Regions from separate parts of the Homo sapiens genome. Here regions 1, 2, 3, 4 and 5 are each linked to region 6. A link is a loop called in an ENCODE intact Hi-C map of the cell type or tissue named here. Cell type or tissue: IMR-90. All regions are shown on one strand. Region 1 has its middle 96 kb from the start of ELAC2. Region 2 has its middle 51 kb from the start of CDRT8. Region 3 has its middle 65 kb from the start of CDRT8. Region 4 has its middle 31 kb from the start of LINC02093. Region 5 has its middle 12 kb from the start of ELAC2. Region 6 overlaps HS3ST3A1 (heparan sulfate-glucosamine 3-sulfotransferase 3A1).

Evidence for each region. A loop is a pair of places that touch in the nucleus more often than their neighbours do. Peaks named below come from ENCODE experiments on the same cell type or tissue, not always from the same donor. Only the 100,000 strongest peaks of a DNase experiment are listed, where the experiment ranks them.
Region 1: it touches region 6 in a loop (21-fold over the local background); 3 of 110 quality-filtered maps call a loop at or near these places.
Region 2: a loop joins it to region 6, with 6 times the contacts of the local background. A loop is called at or near these places in 7 of 110 quality-filtered maps.
Region 3: it touches region 6 in a loop (6-fold over the local background); 13 of 110 quality-filtered maps call a loop at or near these places.
Region 4: a loop joins it to region 6, with 5 times the contacts of the local background. A loop is called at or near these places in 48 of 110 quality-filtered maps.
Region 5: it touches region 6 in a loop (26-fold over the local background); 9 of 110 quality-filtered maps call a loop at or near these places.

Annotation. Positions count from the first base shown.
Region 1 is chr17:13,112,399-13,116,398 of GRCh38, reverse strand. No RefSeq gene overlaps it. Among named protein-coding and RNA genes, the nearest start is that of ELAC2, 96 kb to the right of the region's middle. RefSeq lists an enhancer at 1,257-4,000. In IMR-90, a CTCF peak has its summit at 1,695 (motif pointing left); no DNase peak of the experiment used is centred here; H3K27me3 peaks cover 1,466 bases.
Region 2 is chr17:15,154,706-15,158,705 of GRCh38, reverse strand. No RefSeq gene overlaps it. Among named protein-coding and RNA genes, the nearest start is that of CDRT8, 51 kb to the right of the region's middle. In IMR-90, a CTCF peak has its summit at 2,455; no DNase peak of the experiment used is centred here.
Region 3 is chr17:15,169,139-15,173,138 of GRCh38, reverse strand. No RefSeq gene overlaps it. Among named protein-coding and RNA genes, the nearest start is that of CDRT8, 65 kb to the right of the region's middle. In IMR-90, a CTCF peak has its summit at 1,521; DNase peaks (open chromatin) are centred at 1,498 and 3,238.
Region 4 is chr17:13,335,535-13,339,534 of GRCh38, reverse strand. No RefSeq gene overlaps it. Among named protein-coding and RNA genes, the nearest start is that of LINC02093, 31 kb to the right of the region's middle. In IMR-90, a CTCF peak has its summit at 1,548 (motif pointing left); a DNase peak (open chromatin) is centred at 1,544; H3K4me3 peaks cover 718 bases; H3K27ac peaks cover 167 bases.
Region 5 is chr17:13,028,328-13,032,327 of GRCh38, reverse strand. No RefSeq gene overlaps it. Among named protein-coding and RNA genes, the nearest start is that of ELAC2, 12 kb to the right of the region's middle. In IMR-90, CTCF peaks have their summits at 325 (motif pointing right) and 1,728 (motif pointing left); no DNase peak of the experiment used is centred here.
Region 6 is chr17:13,593,086-13,597,085 of GRCh38, reverse strand. The region is part of intron 1 of HS3ST3A1 (heparan sulfate-glucosamine 3-sulfotransferase 3A1); the gene reads left to right. Among named protein-coding and RNA genes, the nearest start is that of HS3ST3A1, 6.8 kb to the left of the region's middle. In IMR-90, a CTCF peak has its summit at 2,135 (motif pointing left); a DNase peak (open chromatin) is centred at 2,105; H3K4me3 peaks cover 789 bases; H3K27ac peaks cover 1,384 bases.

The DNA.
Region 1 (4,000 bases), 480 kb after region 6:
TGACCTCGTGATCCACCCGCCTCGGCTTCCCAAAGTGCTCGGATTACAGGAGTGAGCCACCACGCCGGGCCATAAAAATAGTTTTTAAATGAGGCAGGTTTCTACTTTTTGAGATGGAAAGGCTAGAATGATGTCCCAATTTTATTATTATGTGGAAAAAAATTAAGACATAGCTGTACCTATTAGTATAAAGCCGTTCATGGGAGAGAGATTATATACAAATGTATACTTGTCCATGCATAGAAAATACCTGGAAGTATACACACAAAATCTGCACAGGTGCTCTTGTAGGAATGGAATTAGCGGACCGGGAAAGGAACGAGATTTTGTTTTCATTCTATTTCATGCATTGCATCTGTTTTATACTTCTGTGTAGATAGGATTGATCAAATGATAGTATTTAAGAGTATAATACTAGAAATATAACAGTGTTAGAATTTTTACTTACTGAGTGCTTACTGTTGGCACATAGTATTTTTTTTTTTTTTTTTTTTTTTTTTTGAGACGGAGTCTTGCTCTGTCAACCAGGCTGGAATGCAGTAGGCAGGATCTCGGCTCACTGCAACCTTCGCCTCCCGGGTTCAAGCGATTCTCCTGCCTCAGCCTCCCGAGTAGCTGGGACTACAGGCACCTGCCACCACGCCTGGCTAATTTTTTGTATTTCTAGTAGAGACGGAGTTTCACCATGTTAGCCAGGATGGTCTCGATTTCCTGACCTCGTGATCCGCCCGCCTCGGCCTCCCAAAGTGCTGGGATTACAGGAGTGAGCCACCGCGCCCGGCCCAGAAACGGGGATTTTTTTAACCGGGAAAAGAAAACACCCCAGATGTGATTGCTGTCTCTGAATAACTTCAGGACTGTCAGGAAAATGATGAGGTTCACTTCGTATGTTTCCAGAGAGAAGGACTAGGCCACCGGACTGCAGCTATAGGAGAGACAACATGGTTCTCCAGATGAAACCAGCTGCCCCCAGCGGCGGGCAGCTCACTGCCACCCACTGTATTCCAAGCCCGGCCCACTGGACCGGTCATCGGGGACCCCCTTTAAGCCTTCCTGCTAGAAGATTCTTTTTTCTAAAGTCGAAGGCTGCAGAGTTGACTAGGAGAGGACAGAGCTTTTCCTTCAGGTGAAAGGGAATGACTGTCATTCATTCTCAAAGTGGAAAGCCACGTACTGGCAGGTGCACTCCCAGGTCAACGCGGAAGTCATGAGTTTTGCGGGTTTTCTGCTTAGGCTGGATGGAAGCTACTGTCTTCCTCGAAACGTGTGAAAGCAATGAGATCATTCCTCTTCTCTGAGGTGGGGGAGATGGGGAGACCGGCCTGAGATACAAAAAGAAAATTATGAGGTAGGGACTGGGCGGGGGGACCCAGAGGGAGGACTGAGAGCGAGAGCCAGGGAGGCAGGCAGACAGTAGGCTGGGCAAAGCCAGAGGAGAGAGGCTGCGGGAGGTGAGAGTCTGAGCCGAGAGTGACCCCAGGTTGAATCAGGGATAAACGCTGGAATGGGCTGTAACCAGGAATGAGACGTCTGGCATTTTGTAATTTCTGGAGAATTCCTCTTAAATTCCCTTTCCCTTCAGTAAACATGATGAAAAACCACTGCCCGCCATGTGTGTGGTCTCCGTGGCACACAAGAGTGAGGGTCACAGCCAGGACAGGGAGACGGGAGCCCAGGAGCGGAAGAGCAGAGGGGCAGCCCGCCCTCTCCTGGCCTCACGGCGAAACTGCTCAACACCGAGGCTCTGAGGCCGAATCCTAGCTTAGAGATGGGCACCTCGCAGCAAGGAAAACGTCATGGACAGCAAGCATCTTGCCTAGCAGCAAACAACATAGTGCCTTTCTCTATCTGGAAATCTCATTAGAATGCAGGACGCAGAGAGCTGAAACCATCTTCTCAGCCAACTAGAAATTTTGCAAAGAAATGATTTTTGAAAATGATTGTGAAGCAGAATTGGCAGAAGCATCATCATCATCTCTCCTATTTGTCTGGTGACACTCAGTTTGCAAAAACCCTTTCGCACGTGCCCTCTCATAATACCCGCATGGAGTATTGTTTTCCTCCTTTGCAGAGGAATGCTGTCTGCAGGCATTCCTATAGGTACATTGCACACCCACGGTGCCACATCTCCCGGCTTGTCCTTCCGTCTTGAGTCCTCTGTTCCATCCAACCCAAGGGCCCTAAGAACTTGCACAATAAATGCAGAAGTCTTTGTGACCGTCATTCAGACACAAGCCAGTCCCTGCCTCTGTTCGCTCAGAACTCCCAAGATGACTGGCAGCCAAGATCTCAAGCCATTCACTGCACTCTCAAGGAACCTGTGCTAGGAAGACAGAATGAGGGCGAGGTCTCCGGCATTCGTGGATTATACACATGCGCCCACACGCGACCCACGTCATTCCTTGCTTTATAGCATTACTGGAGAGTTCATAAAAAAAAGCAGGCTTTTCTTCTCAGCAGAGTTGAATGCTTTGTAATTGCAAGATAATAAAGGAAAGATGGGGTGGCATAGGCTGCCTGCAGCTTTTCCTGATACCTGCCAGTTAAACTTCTGACACCAAAGTCACCCTGCCATTTGAATCGATCAAGCCAGGCTAGAACTAGGAAAACAAGAAGGTCAGTAGCAAATGAAGTAAAGCCCTCTTGTCTTATCCTGGCAGAGGTGGTGAGCCCCTTAGCACCTTGTCAAACACTAAATTTAATCCCAGTTTTATTTTCAAATCACTTTTTTAAAATGCACTAACCATTAAAAGATAGGGGAAAAGGTCCTTTTAAAATGATTTATTATGTGTTAACAGCTAAAGAAAACCTAAACAATGTCTCCATAAAGACTCACGATCACGTTTTTAATTAAGAGCCACAACTTTTAATGGAAGGCATAATATGCCCATTCATTGCAGGACACTGGGCTCCTCTGGGTAACCCAGCAGTCAAGCTCAGGGGAGGAGTAACGACTTTCAGTTCACACCTCAAAGTCTCCTGTTAAAGAAAATAACAATAAAATAAGATCACTTGAAACCTTTTGAGTTTGGGAATTTTAACCCAGAGAAAGGGTGCATTTTGCTCAATTACAGGGACGCTTTTTCCTGGTTCGGGGCCCACAATAGCCCGCTCAGTGCTCTGAGTGCCTCAGACACCCCCTAAGTCTTAGCAGGTAAGTGGGCTGTGCTCAAAGTGCCCTGTGTGTGTGCTGCCTGGTAAATTCCTGCCCATACCCAGGGGAGGCTGCGCCCCCTGAGAAACAAACTGTTACTTACTGTCTCTTTCTCAAACTGGCCCCTTAACAGCTTTTTCTTCCCTAGCTCTTTTATTTAAGACTGAAAGTTAACAATCTAGGAGGACAGAGTGCTGTGTCCTTTTGTATGGCCCCGCAAGGTGTATGGTATCAGGCACCATTTATCTATTGCCAGCTTCACTCCCTTAGCCCTGGCAACAATGAAGTAAAAGTATGAAGTGAGCTCATCATTATCTCCGTTTACAGATGGGGAAACCGAATCTTGGCGAGGATAAGGAATTTGCTCTTGTCATTAAACAGTACAAGAGACTATGGGCCGAGGCAGGGTGGATGGGAGATGGGGTTCAGGATACCCTAAAACATGGTACATTCACATTTGAGAAAACAGCAGAAACAGGAAAGTGACTCTCACCTTCTTCTGCCCTTCTCCCCTGAATCAGGTCCCAGGATTCTCGTTCCACGGGGGCTCTTTCTATGCCCAGAGGAAAGGAACTTTCTTCTCTCTGAAGACGCAGGGTCACAGAGAAGAATCTGAACAAATCAGCTTTGCTAAGTTCCCACAAGTTTCTTGCATACTTTTAAAAAATACAGTCACTCTTCTCCAGGTCTACTTAGTTCTCCATCAAACCAAGCACTGAAAATACACAGGTTTACCTGTTTCTTTGTGACTTCATTTCTGAAGTTTCCCGTATTACATAAACTTATTACATAAATTTGTTATGCTTTCCTTTTGTTAATTGTTTTTGTCACAGGGGCTTCAGCCAT
Region 2 (4,000 bases), 1.6 Mb before region 6:
CCTGTGGGCTAAGAGAGACCTTCTGTTTGAAGGAGTCTGCCCGGGGTGGGGAGTTTCACCTTCCTGCTGACTGGCCTTCCAGAATACCTGCTTTGGAAGCCTGAGGCTGGCGGGCTGCGTTCTTTCTCCAACACATCCTGATGGGGTCTCCTCTGCACTGAGTGCTGCTCCCCAACCCCTGACACCTCTGTTCACTCCTCCTGGGGTTGCAGTCAAGTCTCTTGCTCTTCCCAGGTGCATAAACATATTTGCTGCAAATGACATTACATTTGTTTTTATTAAAATGTGTAAAATCTCAATTCTAGGTGATGATATATAACAAAGAAATGAACAGTCTACCAGGAAGTCCTGTCAGTCAAAGCTCTCAAATGTATCTTTGGAAGAGCCCTCCTTACACCCCCTCTGTTGCCTCCACAATAGCCCCAGCCCCATCATCTCTGTCCTGGATCCACCAAGTACCCCAACTTCTTACCATGATTCTACTTCTCTTCCCTTATAATCCCCTTCCTACCCAGCATCTAAAATTGTCTTGGCTGGGTGCACTGCCTCACACCTGTAATCCCAGGACTTCGGGAGGCTGAGGTGGGTGGATCACGAGGTCAGGAGTTCAAGATCAGCCTGGACGAGATGGTGAAACCTCGTCTCTGCTAAAAATACAAAAATTAGTCAGACATGCTGGTGGATGCCTGTAATCCCAGCTACTTGGGAGGCTGAGGCAGAGAATTGCTTGAATCTGGGAGGCGGGGGTTGCAGTGAGTCAAGATCACGCCACTGCACTCCAGCCTGGGCAACAGAGCGAGACTCTGTCTCAAAAAAAAAATATCTTTTAAAAATACAAATCAGTTCATACTCTTCCTGAGTTTTAAATGCTTCATTGACTTTTAAGTGTGTTAAAAATAAAATCCCAGCTCCTTACCAAGGTCTGCAAATCTCCACACTAGCTTGTTTGGACACAACTCTCCAACCTTATCTTGCACCACTCTCTCCCTTGCTGAACTCTCTCCATTCCCAGAACATCCCAAATTTTATTTCATCTCAGGATCTTCTCTTGGTCTGGAACACTCTTCCTTCTGTGCAGCTAGCTCATTCTCACTATTCAGCTCTCTCTATTATAGCAGCCTATTTCCTTTCTTAGGCTTCAGAACCAAAAATTATGCTTTTGTTTTCATGACTGTCTTGCCCATTGTGAGAGGCAGATTTCTAAGAATGACTGTCAGTGGACCTTCACCAGTGTATGCTCCCCTTCCCTTTGAGTGTGGGTGAAAGCTGGGAATATGCTTAGATATCATTCCCATGATTATATTATAGGGCAAAAAAAGAGATGATCCAGGTGGGTCTTACAGAATCACAGGAGCCCTTTAAAAGCAGAGGATTTTCTCCAGCTGGTCGAGAAGAGGAAGTTAGAGGAAGTCAAAGCATGAGAGGAACGGATGTGTCATTGCTGGTTTGAAGAGGGAGGAACTATGGGATGAGGAATGCGAGTAGCCTGAAGGAGCTGAGAGAGGCCCCGACAGACAGACAACATGCGACTGGGGAACTGAGTCCTACAACTACCAGGAGCTAAATTCTGCCAACCACCTGAATGAACTTGGAAGCAGATTCTTCCCCCAAGAGCCTCCTGGTAGGAGCAGTGCTTGGCAAACACCTTAATTTTGGTCTTAAGCAGGGACTCCAGCTCATCTTTTGACCTTGGGGACTGCATGCTATAAATGAGTGTTGTTTTAACACTCGAATAATTTGTTGTACAATGACAGAAAACCAATATACCCAGGTTGAATATAAACTCTGTGAGGCCAGGGATCTTATCTGTCTTGGTGATTACTATATCATTAGTTCCTAGGACAGCCTAGCAGACATCAGACACTGAAAACATATTGATGAATTGGACTCACAAGTGATTGGCTGATGGACAGCAAGTATTGGGTGGAAAGCCAAATAATAAAATGAAGGTCCTCCCGCGCCTGGGTAGCTGACCCCTTCCCCTGCTTATGGCAGTTAACTGTTAGACCATTGATACAATCTGTTACGCATGCATCTGTTACAAGATTACATTCACCTTCAGGCAGTCTTAGTTTTTCAGCCTTAACTCTCATAATTAACTCTCATAACTTTTGGGAATCAGTTGGATCCATTTTATTATGGTATGTTTGTTGTAATAGAGAGGACATTCAATGTCTTTGTTTTACTTCACTGTTCTACTCCTTAGCTGGCTTGCCTTGGACAAGTTATACAAGCTTTTGGAACCTCAGTTTTTTCATCTGAAAATTAGAGCTTATGGGAGTCCATAAGACAGATAGAATTAATATTTTTTTAAAAATGGCATTGACATTACAGCATAAAAGCATTATAAGTTTCATTGTTTCCTCTCAAGTACTCATTATTCTTCAAACTACCATGTTGTGAGCTCTATGATAGAAATCATCTGGAAATAAAATATGCCATTTTACCACAAGAGGGTGTATTTGACCTTTGTAGGCAACAAAGCTTACTATTTAAAGCTTCACTTCATAGACATGGACTTTTCAGAGGGTTTAATATGCATGAGATCAATTCCAAATGTATCATCAAATTATTTAGGAAAGTTATTCATGTGTCTGTGTTGTGTGTGTGTGTGTGTGTGTGTGTGTGTGTGTGTGTGTGTCCAGGAAGTGTATATATCCCTCCCATGTGTTTTCTGATGACTATGGAATGGGAACCGTATTTTGACAACATTTTCTCCATCAAACAGTAAATCTTTGGCATTAAACCAAGAGATTGTCCCACGAAGAGGACAAGGGTTTTCATTTGGAATTCATTACAAAAAATCTCAACTCAAAACTATTGCTAAAAAAAAAAACACGTCTTGCCTTTGGAACAAGTTGAATGACTCACAGGTGGAAAATCCAAGTCAGAGCCTCGAGTCCAAGGACATCTTCCTTTCTAAATTTCTTCTTTTGATAATTCAGATTTTTACTTTCTACTTCTCAAACCAACTTCTTCCTATTGTCCTTTTCTCTACACCAGGGAAATCCCATTTTACATTCTGTATTCCAAGCGATTAAGCCTGTTTTTTTTTTTCCATCTAATAACAGGCTTCCTGGCTCATGCCGTCAAGTCATGATAGATGTCGAGCCTTATCCAGTTATTGTCTTCCTCTTCATTTCCCCAGAGCCAGAACAGAAGCTCCAGGGAAGTCAGAGTTTGAACTTAAATCTTTCTTGGTCACCTACTGGTTGAGTTACCTTGGGAAAGTTATTCAAAGCTTCTTTGTTTCAGTTTTTTTTTTCATCTAAAAGTTGGAGGCTGTATTAATTAACTGCTCACAAGCTTGCTGTGAAGTTTAATGAAATGATATTAGTGTGGTAATAAACTTTTTGAGAAATACAGTTATGTTTTGTTTTCTGTTGGTTTTCTCCTCCCCCACATCCATTCTACCAAAGTAAACAGGTCTTCTATGTTTCTTTGCTTTGAAAAAGAATTTCAATTATAGCAGGAGTTGCCTGTAAACCACTTCCCTTCCCAGCTTCTGCTTTACTAAATCCTGAGCTTATTGATGAAAGTCCATTAAGGAATCCTTTTTGAGGGATACCAGGAGAGAGGGAAAGTGGGAGGGAGGGAGAGATTATCAGTTTGTTTTTACAATAAAAAGAGAGGACCGAAGCCAGAGTGGGGTAAGAGCACATACCCACAGAGTTTCTTCTAAAGTCTCGACAGTGGGAAGTAATGGGAGTTCTTTTCAGGATGCTCAGGTAAGCTGGACTCTGGGTTCTGAGGCTTTCAGCCGAGATGCAGATTCCTGCACTAAACCTACAGATAGTATTGCAGCAGTGAGCCTCTAATCTCAACACATCACTATAGACTCATTATGATTTCAGCAGGGTTACAACTAACTGGAGACTAGAAGCCCTTCCTATCATTGCTAGATATTGCACAAACCTTCTTGATTCTGTTGCAATTCTTAGACCAGGGAAGGAACCTGAAATAACTGAATTTTCTTGCAGCCTACTTAGCAGGTTCAAAG
Region 3 (4,000 bases), 1.6 Mb before region 6:
GAGTATATGTGTGTACACATGTGTATATGTGTATGTGTATATGTATGTGTATATATGTGCATATATGCACTGTGTATGTGTATGTGTGTATATGTATGTGTATGTACAGAGAGAAAAGTATTCCATGCAATAGAAAGATGATGCTTACAGGGAAAGAGTTCAAATTGCAATACTGATCACTTGAGAATAAAAAGAAAAGAGACAATCTGTAACTACTTGGTTGGGCTATGAAAAGGTAACACTTATTGGTAGTGTAATTAGTGGTCTACTCTACAGTCATTTAACAACTCATCCCCCTATTCATTGGCAGGACCCACCTCCTACAATAGGGATACCTGTGGAGTACTTTTCCAACTTCTCTTGCAGCTAAGACACAGCATGTGACCAATCCTGGCCAATGGGAACCCAGGATGAGTCTGCTGGAGACTTTTGGGAAAGGTATTCTCTTCTAATAAAAGAGACACAGAGGTGCAAATGTCCCTCTTTTCAACAGGGCCTTGCTGTGTCTACATGATCATGAGGGTCAAGCTAATACCTTGAGTATGGGGGCTGGGGTAGAAAAAGAAAAAGAACTTGGGTCCTTAATGACAGTGTTGAGCTAATTTTGAAAACATACTGCTTCTGGACCTCTTGTTGTTTGAAATAACAAATGGTCTTACTTTTTCAGCCACTCTTGATTCTTCTGGAAGAAGCCGTCCTCAGTTATGAGTTCTTGTATCCATTCACATGAACCACAGGCCATTCCTAATGAGCACTGTATATATCAGTAAATGCAGATGAACTGGTATGATTTGGGGGTGACTTTTAAATCTATTCATAGATGCTCTGCCTATGACATATACTCATATATTGTAATAATTAGTTCACAACTTGAAAGGGGGTGACATTCATGAAAGGTATGTTTTCATCTTCTATATTTCTACAATATCTATAAATTAAATTTCCTGAAATTCTAGATGGTACCAGAGCCACTATAAACAATCACATAGGCCTGTGTATATCAGTGTTACCTCTGAGACTATGAACCAATATGGGTTTTTTTTTAAAAAACATCTTTTTGATCTGTTGTTAATGCAACTGACAATCGGGATTCTGGTTGTGTGATAAAAATCTGGCTCTGGGAAATGGTGAAATGTGTATGAAGGTCATGGGGTCTGGGGAGATTCCACATGTGGAGCTCAGAGACAGGTGTAGGGATGCAGAGATTCCAAAGTAGTTTCTAAAGAGCGTGATTTATAATGAGCAGGTTCTTAGGATGGTTCTCAATGGCCTTTTATGATCCTCATGAAATAAAAGTCATGAATTTTAGAGGGATTTACCTCTTCTACTTCCTCTGTGACCTTCTTGTATCTCAGCAACAATAATGCTCAAGTCAGGCCGATATGGCTCCATTCATGGACATAGAAAAAAACGTGGGTCAAGATCGACTTGCATAAATACCTTCAAGCCAGTTGCAGCCTGCTGCTTGTTGGGGGTTGTTTCATGCCATGTGTGCAGTACCAGGCCTCCGCCACAGGGCGGTGGGAATGGCCACAAAATGTGAGCTGCTGGCTTGGCCTGGCCGGGACTGAGTGGAAACAGATTTATAGGAAATGTAATCTTTTTGCTTTGCACAGCTCACAATCAATCTGATGTCTTATAAATGTGCAATTTCCTATATTCTTGAGCAAGCCTAGTTCTGCTTATTAACATAGAAAAGAGACAGACTATGAAGTGGCCTTAAGAGATGAGAGATTAAGCCTCAAAATGAAAGGCAGGGTGTGGAAACAGGACACAGGCCAGAAGGCCAGGAGCCTGGGTTCTACTTGTCCCTCTGGTGTCATCATCTAAGTCACTTTATAGCTCTGGGCTTCGTGGTTTTCTCAGAAGAGGTGAGGAGAAGGGGTGTGATATTGATCGACTATCAAATTCCCCTCCTATCTGAAGTCCTCTGATTTATGGCAAGGTTATTTACACAGCCTTAATGTAAGGCAAGGATCTGAACCAATATTGTGGTGGTAGGAAAGGAAAAGAAAATTGTAAAAGGTTATTGCTTCAGGATACTTGAGGATAAATAAGTGTCAAAAGTCAAAAAGTCAAATCAAACCAGACCTCCAGGACTCAAGGCCCTTGGGGAGGACAAAGCTTGCAGGAGGCTTACTCTTTTGTGGAATTTACTGGTTTACTCCTGAGAAAACCAGTCAGAGTTAATTTCTCAATTGTGGCATCTAACCACAGCGCATGCTCATTTAATTGTCCTGTAGTAGGGAGAAGCAAGGAAAAAAAAAACCAAAAACACAGATCATGTTTAGTGAGTGAATGTTGTTTTTTCTTTTTTTTGAGACGGAGTCTCGCTGTGTCGCCCAGGCTGGTGTGCAATGGCGCGATCTCGGCTCATTGCAACCTCCGCCTCCTGGGTTCAAGCCATTCTCCTGCCTCAGCCTCTGGAGTAGCTGGGATTACAGGCGTTGCCACCATACCCGGCTAATTTTTTGTATTTTTAGTAGAGATGGGGTTTCACTATGTGTTGGCCAGGCTGGTCTCGAACTCCTGACCTTGTGATCTGCCCGCCTCGGCCTCCCAAAGTGCTGGGATTACAGGCGTGAGCCACTGCACCCGGCCTGAGTGAATGTTGTTGAGTCACAGAACACTAGGGAGAGCTTTTGGCATTATTCATTTCAAAAACACTGTATAGAGAGGTGAGCAGGAGCTGCATTTCATTCATGCCTTCATTCATTCACTTAGTTTTTGAGATGTAGTTTCGTTCTTGTTGTCCGGGCTGGAGTGCAGTGGCGCGATCTCGGCTCACTGCAACCTCCACCTCCCGTGTTCAAACAATTCTCCTGTCTCAGCCTCCTGAGTAGCTGGGATTACAGGCACCCATCACTACGCCTGGCTAATTTTTGGTATTTTTAGTAGAGACAGGGGTTTCCCCATGTTGGCCAGGCTGGTCTCAAACTCCTGACCTCAGGTGATCCGCCCATCTCGGCCTCCCAGAGTGCTGGGATTACAGTCGTGTGCCACCAGGGCCAGCCTCACTTAGTTTTTATTGAGTGAGAGAAAGCATCCCAGGCACCAGGGATGCTGTGGTTACAAAGCTCCTTATGGACTTTATGATCAACTAGTGGAGGCAGACAGTTGAACTAATGAGCAGGCAGATAAATAAATACGGGATTGTACAGGATGTGGTGAGTGATCTCCAGGCTGTTACAGAAGCCAATAAGAGGGTGGTCAGGGAAGTCACCAGAATGTATCATTGAAACTGAAGTTTCCTGAAGCTTTTCTGCTTCCTTATCCAGGTGGTCTTTGTCTTGTTTTGTTAAGTGAGTCATATATGGGTTCCATAAATATATCTTAGACAGCTTCTATGTTTTAGGCAGACTGCTAGGTCCTGGGGCTATAAAGATGATTAAGACTGTGAAGTTGACTGCCAGCATTGAGTCGTAGTCAGTGCTTATGCTACTGCTTACCACCAACTAGCCAGTGACTTTGGGCAAATGAATGAATTTCTTTAAAGCTCAGTGTATGCATCTATATAATGGGAATAATGATAGAATCTAGCTATAGACTACTGTAAGAATTTATATAAATATTTTAAGTTTAATGCATGCAGAGTTACATAAAGAATGAAAATATTAGCAATCATCAATATTGTATAATAAGTGTAAGAAACATCAAGGGCTTAGCACAGTGGTTAGTGCAATAGAAAGCACTGAATGTGGCCCCTGGTTGCCACTGTTAGTCTTTCAAGAACTCATGGTCTATTGTGGGGGACAAATGTGCTTGTACAAATAGATAAATAGTAACAAAAGGATAGAACACCTAGGGATAGATTCGGGACAGCCTTGGAAAGGAAATGACTCTTGAATTGAGTTTAGGAATTTACCAGACTCCCCAATGGAAAAGCAGAGAGAGAGAGAGAAAGAAAAAAAGGAAGTAACGAGTCAGGGGGCAGGAACATTCATTCTTCACGGAGAAAACAGCCAGGGCAAGGCCAGGGGTGCTATGGGAATACCAGCGA
Region 4 (4,000 bases), 260 kb after region 6:
AAAAATTTTTCTTACCCTATCATTGTGCAAATGTTCAAATCAGCACTTTTAGTTTTCTTATATATTTATGTTTCATCATTTTCTCTCTGTAATCCACCTGGATTTTATTTTGCAATATTGTATGTGGTAGGGAATTAAATTTGTTATTTTTAAAATAGTAAACAATTTATTGAATTAATCTGTTTTTTTATTGAAAAATTTGCAGTGCTACCCTACTAAATACTAATTCACATGTATATCTAAGAATACTTACTTTTCTCTTTGAGTAGTTAGTGCCTTTTGTGATTACTTTAGGTTGATGATAAATTATAAACAAAGTATTTAACAATGGAATTGCCTCTCATCCTTATTTTCTTGGATCTTTTCTTCTATTGATTTTTCACATGAACTTCCAAAAAAAATTGTGAAATTTGAAAAAAAATTCTGAAGCAATATTTGTTGGATTATCATTAAAACTATAAGCTAACTAAAGGTAGAATTGATATATCTACAATATTCTTCCCATCCAAAAGAGGATAATCTTTCATTTTTTAAAGTGTCTTTTTGCCACTCAGGAGAGTAATTGCTGTATGGTAATATACATTGCTTTTCAGTATACTTGAATATTGTAATATAATATATTTTTGTTATAATTTAATTGATAATTGCTGCATATAGGAAGTTGATTTTTGTAGAATTATTTTAAAAATTTTAATGATTTTGTACAATTTATTTATAACTGACCCACTAACACTATTTTCTTATCCCAACCTTCTGTTTTTTTAGAAGAAAGAAATTATGATTTACACACAATGATGATTTTGTCTCTCCTTTTCTATAATACCTTTTCTATTTCCCTTGACTTGCTGCATTATCGAAAACAGCCAGAGGAAAATTTTGCTGCATTATCTAAAATATCCAGAGGAAAATTTTAAATTATGACAGTAAGCATATTTTTCTTCCTCCTCATTTTAACAGAAATATTTATGATATTTCACCATTAAATATATTTTGATATATATTTTTGAGGTAGTCTGAAGTAGTCATGTTAAGAAAGTATCCTTCTAATCTTAGTTCTAAGTGTTTTCAGTTCTATTGGACTCATACATAAATAACTTAATCCAAGATAAAGGAAACAGCATGAGCTCAAAGTCAAGTACAATGTCACTAAAACTAGAGTTGTCAGACATCCTGTCCGTAATGGATTATCCTATATTTCAAAAACAATTGTGTCAGGATGTATAATCATTCTGCATTTGATCTAGATCTGACACTACCGATGACATCTGTTAGTCTCTAACTTTCTCCTGGCCAGTAACAATACGCCCCACATTCACTGAAAATAAAATACGGCAGTCATAATAAAAAGCAAATTTTGTAAACAAAATTTCCCAATAGTGGGCTGAGTTTATTCAGATCAAGTTCTGGGTCCTACTCTCAGTTTTTAAATCCTATAATCAGCAAAATGCGCGTGCAGTTTTGGACTTCGATGTGAGAAGTAAATAGCAATTTAGGTTGTTAGGTTTCGAAGTAATTGACTCTGGAGAAGACCCGAGCATATCTCCGGAGCCATCTAGTGGCTGCAGAATGCATCGGAAAAAAAAATAATAACCCTGGTTTGGTCTTCAAGTTCAGAATAAAAATGAACGGGGACATCATTTGAACCCTCCTTCCCAAATCAACACAGTCTAGGACTTTGTACACAATGGGAGTGCACTTACTTTTGACTACGAAGGATTTGACTAATGAATAGAAAAATACTCAGATTCATGCTGAGGTCTACGCAGCTTAGAGATATGTTTCTATTACCTGGTAAAAACAACCATTGATTAAAAAAAGACAATGTAAGCAAGGGAATAGCAGGCATAAGTCACCAACGTGATAAAGAAAAACTTTAAAAGATGAGTAGCTACTGTGTATGTGTTTTAGACTTCAATGGTGGTTACTAAAAGGAAAGAATTTTAGTCAGGAAAAAATGCATTTCTAATACAGGTGTGATTCGTGGCTCTTAAAGTAACCCACTAGATTTTGACAGTGATAAAATTACTGAAGCTATCTTCCGTGTTTTCCTTAAATTCCTACTTCTGTCTACATAAAAACACAAGACCAATAAACAATCAAACAAAAAGAATTACCCTGGATCGTAGCTGGGTGTGCTTAAGAACAAAGATAAAGCAAATTGATAGCTTTCGAATGTTAATAGGGTTTGTCACCTCCCAGAGTGTGTAAATTGAAGACATCTGTCTGGTCTAAAATAAATTCCAGAAATCCCAAACTAATTGCTTCATATACACAATGCAGAACCTCAGAATTCCATGCAAAAATAAACCTTCATTTGGAAAATAAACTTCATGAAATTACGATAAAAGGGGACCTGTCAATGAGCCAGCGCTTAATACAGAAGGATTATTTTGAAATAAACTTTTCAGAGCTCATTAGAATCGGAAAGAACTGTGAAAATAGATATGTCTCCCCAAGTCCTTAGGTATGTGATGGCGTTTAAAGAAGTTAGATGAAACTAATACACATTTACATCAGAAGTCTTTGTTGATTTTTTGGAAATTATATGCATTTATAACATACAATAAAAGAAAATAACATGGTTTTTCTTTTCTGCCCTCTGGAAAAGAAAAATGCAGCAAAACCATTCCCACAAAAAGTCCTGTTGAATCATATCCCAGGATCTCACATCTCAGAAGAACAGTTCTTCCTTTTGTCTGTTCATTCCAAAAGGGAGTTATTGTTGTTTAAAGGCTACTTAAAATATCCTACAAATGGACAAGCGTTGGCAAAGTCTTTTCTAGGAACTATATTAATTTCTCACGAATATTTTATATGGTATTTTTAGACCTGAGAAAGGGCGAGTAGGCTCATTCAGTGTTGCTCTAATTCAGATAATTATAAGACCGCTACACAGGCAGAACTCTTAGCTGCAAGCGAAAGAGATTAAAGTTGCACGAGCTTAGGCAAAATGGAAACTGAATTGATGTGTATAGCTAAGTTGCAGGAAGAGTGGGATCCTGGTATCTTCGAGATGGCTGAATGGCGGGTTGCAATGATACTAGGACTCTCTCTGAGCATCAGTGGACTCTGCTTCAGGCTGAACAGTGGCTTTCTTCTTTCCTGTCACATGGCTTTCCCTTCAACACTAGAGCAAAGTTTTCAGCCATTTTTGCTCTTACATATTCCTAGCTTTACCATCAGAGAAGGAAAAGATGCCACTCAATGTAGTTAAATAAATCTCCATAAAAGACTCATTGGTTTAGCTGAGTTTTCTGCCTTTTCCCCTAGACAATCACCGTGGCTGTAGAGGGAAAGTTCATGCAGAAGCTGGCAGTCACCCCATTCTGACCACATGTTAGAGCAAGGTGCAGGGGTAGGGGTGGGTGCAGGTGGTGGGGATAAGGTGTCAACGCTGCAAAAGAAGCAGGTAAAGAGGTGGCTACTCCCAGCAGAAGGAAGAGATGTTGGACTTTTTTTTTTTTTTTTTTTTTGAGATGGAGTCTCACTCTGTCACCCAGGCTGGAGTGCAGTGGCGCGATCTAGGCTCACTGCAACCTCCGCCTCCCAGGCTCAAGCGATTCTCCTGCCTCAGCCTCCCAAGTAACTGGGACTACAGGCGCGCATCACCAGTGCTTGGCTATTTTTTGTATTTTTAGTAGAAACGGGGTTTCACCATATTGGCCAGGCTGGTCTTGAACTCCTGACCTCAAATGATCCACATACCTCAGCCTCCCAAAGTGCTGGGATTACAGGCATGAGATATCACGTCCGGGTGAGATGCTGGACATTTAAACCACCACTTTCCAGCCCAAGCACCAAGCAGCAGCAGCAAAACAGCAGAATGGAGGCTGACATGACAACAAAATAGGGTCAACTGATTCACTAAGTTTTCCCTGATTGGGAAGGGTCTAGCGAGGCAGGCGGGAGTTGCCATCTTATACCTCAGGCAGAAGGAGTAACATCTCTGCACTTAGGGAAAATGATCTGAGTGAACCAGCAACTTTTCTAAGAGGCTTGG
Region 5 (4,000 bases), 560 kb after region 6:
TAATCATATTTCATTCAATCGGTTGGAATCAGCCTGCAAGTTCACACCAGCAAAGCAGGTGCTCAAGCCCGTCACTGTCATCACCCCCCACGTCCCAAACAGCCTTCTCAACATCATCCCCATCCGCCCCAACTTCGATTTCACTGATTTCCGGAAAAGAAAGGCGAAAACCGCCATCAGGGTGGCACCCTAAACGTTTCATAACAATTTTTTTTTTTTTTTTTTTTTTTTTTTTTTTTTGGAAATCAAAAGCCAAATTTAAGAAGGGAGCAAGGAAGGAAGTTGGTTCCGGCTGCTGTTACAGAAAAACAGAGTGAAGGAACCCACATCCACCACTAGGTGGCGGACATGGACGCAAAGGCGCCATTAGGCCAGAGATCCCCAAGGGCCTAAATTTGCCTTCATGCCTAAGCTTTTTGGCCCATAAAGTGTTAGTAAATATTTTCAGGAAATTTCACATAAAATCTAGTTCTCAGCCTCCATTGCAAAACAGTCCCGAGATCTGACACTGTCTGAGCCTGCGTTTTACAGAGCCACTGTTGCCTGGCTCAAGACGGAGCACCACCCCCTCAGATGGAGCACAGAGACTTAGCTTGCTCTGATCCTCTGGATCACCCATCTTACCTTCCTGGCCACTGCAGGCCGTAGACTTTGCCACTCCAATAGCCCAGAGCCACTTAAGACATCTGCAGGTGAGGGATATGGGTGGTTTCTAGACAAAGATTGACTCAGAGCAGCAAAGTGAAAAGCAAGAGCTGCCTGCATGTATTTTTCTGCTCTAACATTTCCCCCTTGACTCTTGACTCTTTGCCCCTTCCCTCCTTGGTTTTATGGTATGCATCCTTGTTTCATCACTCACCCCCAAGCCTGGGTGAGGTACCTCTTCTGCGTGCCCCACACCACGCGATTGCTTCCCTAGCATAGGGCTTACCACGTGCCCAGTTTTTTTACTGTCTCTCCCATTGGTTTGTAAATTCTGTGAGGGCAGAAACCAAGATGATCTTGTCCACTATTGAAATGTTTAGCCCAGTACCTGGCTCTTCAACGGAATTCAATAAGAAAGAAAAGAAAAAAGGAAAAAAGAAAGGAAGGAGGAAGGAGTGGAGGGGAGAAGGGAGGGAAGGAGTGGGGTAGGAACAGAAGGAAGGAAGGAGGGAAGGGAAGGGAGGAAGACATTGCCAATCGAGCATAGCATTCTTGCTCTTGAGCCTGGACCCTGAGGCCTTCTCAAAACAATACTCCAAGCAGCTACCTCAGTCTGAGTTGGCACAGGAGATGCAAAATACTTTCTGCCTGATAGCCTGGGAAGAAGCTGTTTGGGAAGGGATTCCAGTAAGGAAATGACTGCCCTGCTTAAACCTTGGACCGGAGTGTGTCAGGGGAGATGGGCAAATCCGTGTTGTTCTGGCAGGAACCAAACCCAACAGAAAAGAGAAAGGAAGGAGAGGCAGCTATTCAGCAAACAGAACATAGGCTGTCACGAAAAGACTTGGTTAACTTCAGGCTATAGGCCACAGGGGTGCAGTTGACTGAGGGATTTTACGGATGTATCTAAGTAACGTATCTTAGAGAAGCTTTCTGAGAACAAAGCCCCATGCTGGTAGGAACCCTTCCCGCTCTTGGGCATCTCAACTGCAAACCAGATGGAGAGGTGGATTGGGGCACTCTTCACACATCTTAGCCCATGGAGGAAAAACATGAGTGTACACTGCCCCCTAGTGTTCATTGTTGGTAACACGATGAGGCTCGGGAAATCATAAAAACCATAAATGTCTAATGAACAGATGCAAGAGAAGATAAAAACTACATTGATTTTATTTTAGCTTTTTTCAGTTAACTGAAACACACACTCACACGCTTATGTATAAAACATTGAGAAAAAGCCATAGCCAAGGAGGAGAGTCAAATCTTTAAAGATCCCAAACCAGATACTGCTGGCCAAGAACGAATGGATGAATTGGGAATTCAATTCAGGCCCCTTGGATACCATCCAGATGTTCAAGCAGCTGGTCACACCAAGTCCCTTCCAGTCAATTACTTTTCTTGATGTTTCTAATCAACAGCATTATATATGTGATGCTATAAACTTTTATATTTAATATTAGCTCATAACTCAGGATCCCAAACCAGATGTTTTGGGTGAGAAAGAAATTGATGACTTATCAGGAGATTGAACCCAGGCCACTGGCTGCTCTCCAGGCATTCTACCAGCTGAGCTGCAAAGCAGGGTGGTTGCTACCAGCTCCCTTTAGTTATGAGGAGAGAGAGAGAGGAGTGGGTAGAATATGAACATAAAGCCGTATTCCAGAAAAGCTTCCATGAATTCTTTTTCTCTTATAAAACAGGAGCCTGTAGCATTGTCTTGAGTCAGTAATGGTCAGGTATATTCAAAGCTTTGAGCTCGTCTCCCTTCCTTTATGACATTATAGAGGCGCAGGGAAGCAGTGACGGAAGGGAAAAGAAAAGTAAAATACATGGCCAGGAAAAGGAGATGCGCTGACATGATCGATTGTCACCAATGAGGTGGGGTAATGTCTTTAAAAATATTAACCAACTTTTTCTTCCAGGAAAAGTCCCCCTGTGCCCTTCCCTCACCAAAGAGCTAGGCCCACTCTCTGGAGGAATTAGGCAGAAGAGAGAGCTGAGAACAAAGAAGTCTTCCAGGATTTGGTTTCAAAAGCCTAAGCCCCTGGGGACATGGAGAGGACAAAAGCTTCAAGCTAAGGAAGGAGAAGAGAAACTCCTGCTCGTTATCTCTCTTGAAAAACATTTCCCAATCTGTGGAGCAGGGATCGGAAAGATTGGTGGGTCCCAGAGACATGGGCCTTGTGTCCAGCCAACTTCCTGAGTTAGAGGCCTGAGGAGGTAGCTGACCCCAGGCAGGGAAAGCTGTGCATGGTGTCTGCCAGATGGAGCCAGAGTAATTCCAAACAAGATAAACCATGAAAAGCACCTAGCAGGATGCCTGGCACACAGTAAGTGCTCAGTAAATTGCAGCTGTTACTGCTTTTATGAGGGTACTCAGTTTTCCAGTGCCTTAAAAATCACCAAAGCCAAGTTCACCATGGCAGGCGGAGGTACGCTTCCTCAGCAACGGACAGCCAGCATCCACCACTCTTGTTCTTTCCACCCCTACCCCTCCTTCCGACATCAGACGAGACCACTTTTAACTCAGTTTCTTAGAAGTAACTAAGGTCAACCAATGTGTTATGGTTCATTTTGTGTGTCAACTTGGCTAGCTCATGGTAGCCAGGTATTTGGTCAAACATTACTCTAGATGTTTCTGTGAGAGATCTGTTAGGTGACATTAACATTTAAATCAGTGGACTTTGGGTAAAGCAGAGGACTCACTGTAGTGTGGATGGGCCCCATCCAATCAGCTGAAGGCCTTCAAGAAAAGACTGACTTTCCCAAAGAAAAAAGGAATGCTGACGGCAGGCTGTCCTCAGCCTTGAATAGCAACTCTTCACCGAGTCTCCAGCCTGCCAGCCTACCCTGCAGATTTTGAACTTGTCTGTCTCTACAATCACTGTAGCCAATTCCTTAAAATAATTATTAAAAGATTTATATCTATCTGGCCGGGCACAGTGGCTCATGCCTGTAATCCCAGCACTTTGAGAGGCTGAAGCAGGTGGATCACCTGAGATCAGGAGTTCAAGACCAGCCTGGCCAACACGGTGAAACCGCATCTCTACTAAAAATACAAAAATTAGCCGGGTGTGGTGGCATGTGTCTGTAGTCCTAGCTACTCAGGAGGCTGAGGCAGGAGAATAGCCAGAACCCAGGAGGCGGAGGTTGCAGTGAGCTGAGATCATGCCATTGCAGTGAGCCGAGATCGTGCCTTTGCACTCCAGCCTGGGCAACACAGCAAGACTCCATCTCAAAAACTGAATAAGCAGCAAATAAATAAATAAATAATAAAAGATTTATATTTATCTATCTATCATCTATGTTTCTAGGTATATTTATATCTATCTATCATCTATTTATCTATGTATCT
Region 6 (4,000 bases):
AGCCAAATCTGGACAATTTCAGCAGAGAAGGACATCACTAGAATCATTTTATTCTAGAGCATACAGGAAGATCAAAGATTGTCCAGCTCACAGTTTAGGAGCTAGTGCTCCCCTGACTTCATCCAAATTTGAAATTTTCTGGCCTCGAACGATCATGGCCCCGTTTTTCAAGTCCATTAGAGAGGCATACTGAGCAGAGGCCCTTTCGATTCCTAGGAGGAGAAATTGGCATTTCGTAGCAGCTGGGAGCAGCTGCAAAGTCCCTCCATGTGCAGTTTCCCACCCTCCTGTACTGTGCAAGCCCCTTCTGTGTGAAGAGTTTGAAATGAAATCCGAGCCACGAAGCTGCAGTCTGGCCGCCCATGCAAGGTCATGTGGACTGATGGCCAAGGGCGCTCTGTCCTTAGAGCAGAGGAAAGAACATTGGGAATAGATGAGGGCTAGGAAGAGAGTGAGATGTTACTTTGGACTCTGAGTCTAGCGTACTTGTCTATAGAAGTTCTCAGTACCTAGACATTCCCCACCTGGTCACAGGCTGGGGACCCAAAATACTGTCATCTAGTTTGCTAAATGTCTGAACTCTGGGCTCATCCCCAATAGACAACCAGAAGTGCAAGTTGATCAGCCTAGTTCCTCTGTGTGTGTGTGTGTGTGTGTGTGTGTGTGTACGCACGCGCACACCCTCACACATGCGGGAGCAGACACCGAGAAGGCAGGGACAATGATGGAATTTATGAGAGGAAAGTTACCAAGTAGTTGGGGAATTTCTGAGCAATATTGGACATCCTGAGTAGGGAACAGTTTGGGGACACTATTGAGATCATAGTCCGGGCATTAAACAACACCAAAAACACTTGGTAGAGCTTGGACTGGAATGCCTTGTGTGAATGGATATTCCTTTACAGGGATGAGATTTATAATACGCTCTTATACTTTATGTGAAATTCACAGACTTCCATGAAAATCCACCACTACGTTATAATCTCCTGCCTGCTCTTTAAAAAGAAAATACCCTGGCCAAAATATTTGTCTCCTTTAAATAAGTCTGTTGATTGGCCAGGAAAGAATAAGTGCCAAATCTGTATTTTGGCAGGGTCATGGGAATGAAATAAGCCTGTGTAATTAATGACAATAGGGGCTAACCTCACATAGACCAGATGCTTACTTCATGAGAAGAGTGTTGCAGAGCAAACAAAACTCTCTGATATCAACAACAACAACAACAACAACAACAACAACCAAAAAGGCCTCGTATCTCTCCGGGACACAGTTGAACAATTGCAAATTGCAATCACCATCAGTCAAATTGCTGGGCCCAGTCGGGAACTTGATATTCTTAGCTCGTTTCCTTAGGGGGAAATCTTCCTCCACCAAGTGATAGTAACTTGGCTGAAAAAGAGCATCGTTTCTTGGTATGGGTTTCCTAATGATAGTAAACTCCAAGCTTTTAGAAAATTTGTTCTGCTTAAGCGATGAGTTGCAATTGTGAACATAAGGTTTCTTATTAAATATGTGCCTCTAATATGTAATCAGAGGAAATTGTACTCCCTCATCTTTGCATTTTATAAGGATGTCTTAAAAATGCTTGTCAGCACTTTAAAACCTTTGCTAATTTGATACAGTTTAAAAATCTCTCTGGGGGATATTTATATAGTGAATAAATAAACTGTTGTGAAGCCAAAATTTAGAAATTGAATTTATGAGAGGAATGTTATTAAGTAATTGGGGAACTTCTGAGCAGTATTGGACATCCTGAGTAGGGAAGAATTTGGGGGGCACTGTTGAGATCATATTCCAGGCAATGCTGAGTTAGTGAATGGAAGCCTTTCCCCAGTTTCTTGCCTTCGTGATGTAACTCTTGAATTTTTGCCTTACTATGTGGTCATGATTCTTCAGGCCCCTAAAAACTTACATTTATCCTAAGATTGCCCGACTGTATTACAGAAATTCAGAACTGGCCTGTTTCAGTTGTCTGATGACAATAAATGTGAAAAGAGACGGGGAAGTGTTTAATTAACAATGAAGTTTAGTACTTGCCGTCGGGAGTTCGAGAGACATTCTTGCAAAGGTTTCAACACAAACTATTCACCGACTCGAACAGCCCGCTTTGAATGTGATATGTAGCGCCACCTAGTGGGAGGAGGAGTCAGGAAGGAACCCCTAAAGGGAGAACTTTGAAAAACCTCATCATGATAGAGCATATTTGCAGTCTCAATTTAAAAAAGAAACTACAGCAGCAACAAAAGCTTGTGTTTAGGTAGCACTTATAGCAAGATGATCTGTCTAGTAAGGATGAGCTGCACTTTGCCTTTTTTTCAAGCAAGGATAATTCACTTCTTTTAGGCAGGGAATTTATTCTTTGGAGAGAAATAAGAGATTTGGCTTCACAATAAACTGAAAACCAAGATATAAATGATTAGGGGATTTATATTAAAAATGCCTATGACTGAAAGGAATACCATATGCCCCAGATTACTTTTGTTAGTGTGTTTTGCCTCTGTGTCTGAAAGCCAGCTTCAAATGAAAATACTTCCAGATGATTTTATTTCAACATCAGTAATGCAGGCCTGTTCCTTCCCCTGTGTGGCTCTGGAGGAGGATCCTGTCATTCTAAACAGAAGCCTGTTTAACCCTTAAGGTGCCTGAGATGCCCTGTTGAGAATCCTGTCCACCACACACGGGACAGCTTCACAGGAAAGCGCTTTGAGAGTTCCGACAGGACAGGCGTTTCTGCGCCTGCAGTCCAGGGCCTGGGAGAGCAGGCTGGGATGCAGGGTGGTGGTCAGGTTAAAGGAAGGCAGGATGAAAGGGACAAATAGGACAGATTGAGTGGAGAAACTGACAGACACCACCTTAACCAAGTGACCAAGGTTAGCATTCCCTGTTGTGTTGAGATCATGATCCCCGATATAATACAATAGGATGGCACTTCACCTGTGCGGTAATCTTCCCCCAAATCCGTAACCCCAGTATAGCCCTGAGAAAACATTAGACGAACACTGATTGAGGGGCATTTTACAAAATACTTGACCAGTACCCTTCAAAAGTGTCAGGATCATACAAAACAACGCCAAGACCGCTAAGCTATCCCAGATGTGGGGAGACAAAAGTGAGTCATTACTAACAAGTAAACACGAGGGTGCCCTTGGTCGGATCCTGGGTCTGAACTAAGGCATTTATGGGAAAACTGGGGAAATGTGGATAGTGTATGCAGTTTAGTTAATAACATTATACCAACGTCAGTTTCTTGGTTTTGATCGTTGTACTGTTCTAGGGTTATGATATCCCCTAAGATGATCATTTGGGTGAAAGGAGTATGCGAATTCTCTGTGCTATTTTTCACAATTGTAATATCTAAAATGATTCTAAAATCAAAGGTGAAAACAGCAAAGAAGGCAGGAGAAGCCTAACAGGCGTTGAAGGATGAGGGCTCATACTGAAATCCTGTCTGTGCCGATTCTCTTTTATTCCGTGTTTCTTCTTTCCTTTCCTTCAGAAGGGCCCCCAGGATGGGCCCACCAGCTTCCCCTCCCCTGCCCCGCACCTGTTGCTTCCAGACATGCTGATCTTTCCCTCAGCTGATTTCATAATCATATTGGCTCACGGCTCCCTCCTACTCTCTTGTTTCCGAACCAAGCACAGAGACAGTTTTGTATTCCTTTCTTTCTGTCTTCTATGGCAGGCAAATGTAAAGTGAAGAAGGTGTGAAAGGTTCCCCAAAGCTTCCTGTCATAGAGAACAAAAACGTTGATGTAAATGACAGGTCTCTGAGGACACAAAGAGCTAAAAACTAAAATAAGGGTCAGAGGAAAATCAGACTTGGGCGTATGACTTTTTTTTTTTTTTTTTTTTGGCTACAAACATAGAAGGAACAGGTGTCAGTGGTTGAAAGCTGGTTATAGGGAAAATAGATAGGGCCAGAGCTGTGGATGCACCTTATGGCAAAGATGACAACACGGTCCCAATTTTCCAGGCCAGCTTAGTAATTTTATCTGCTTAC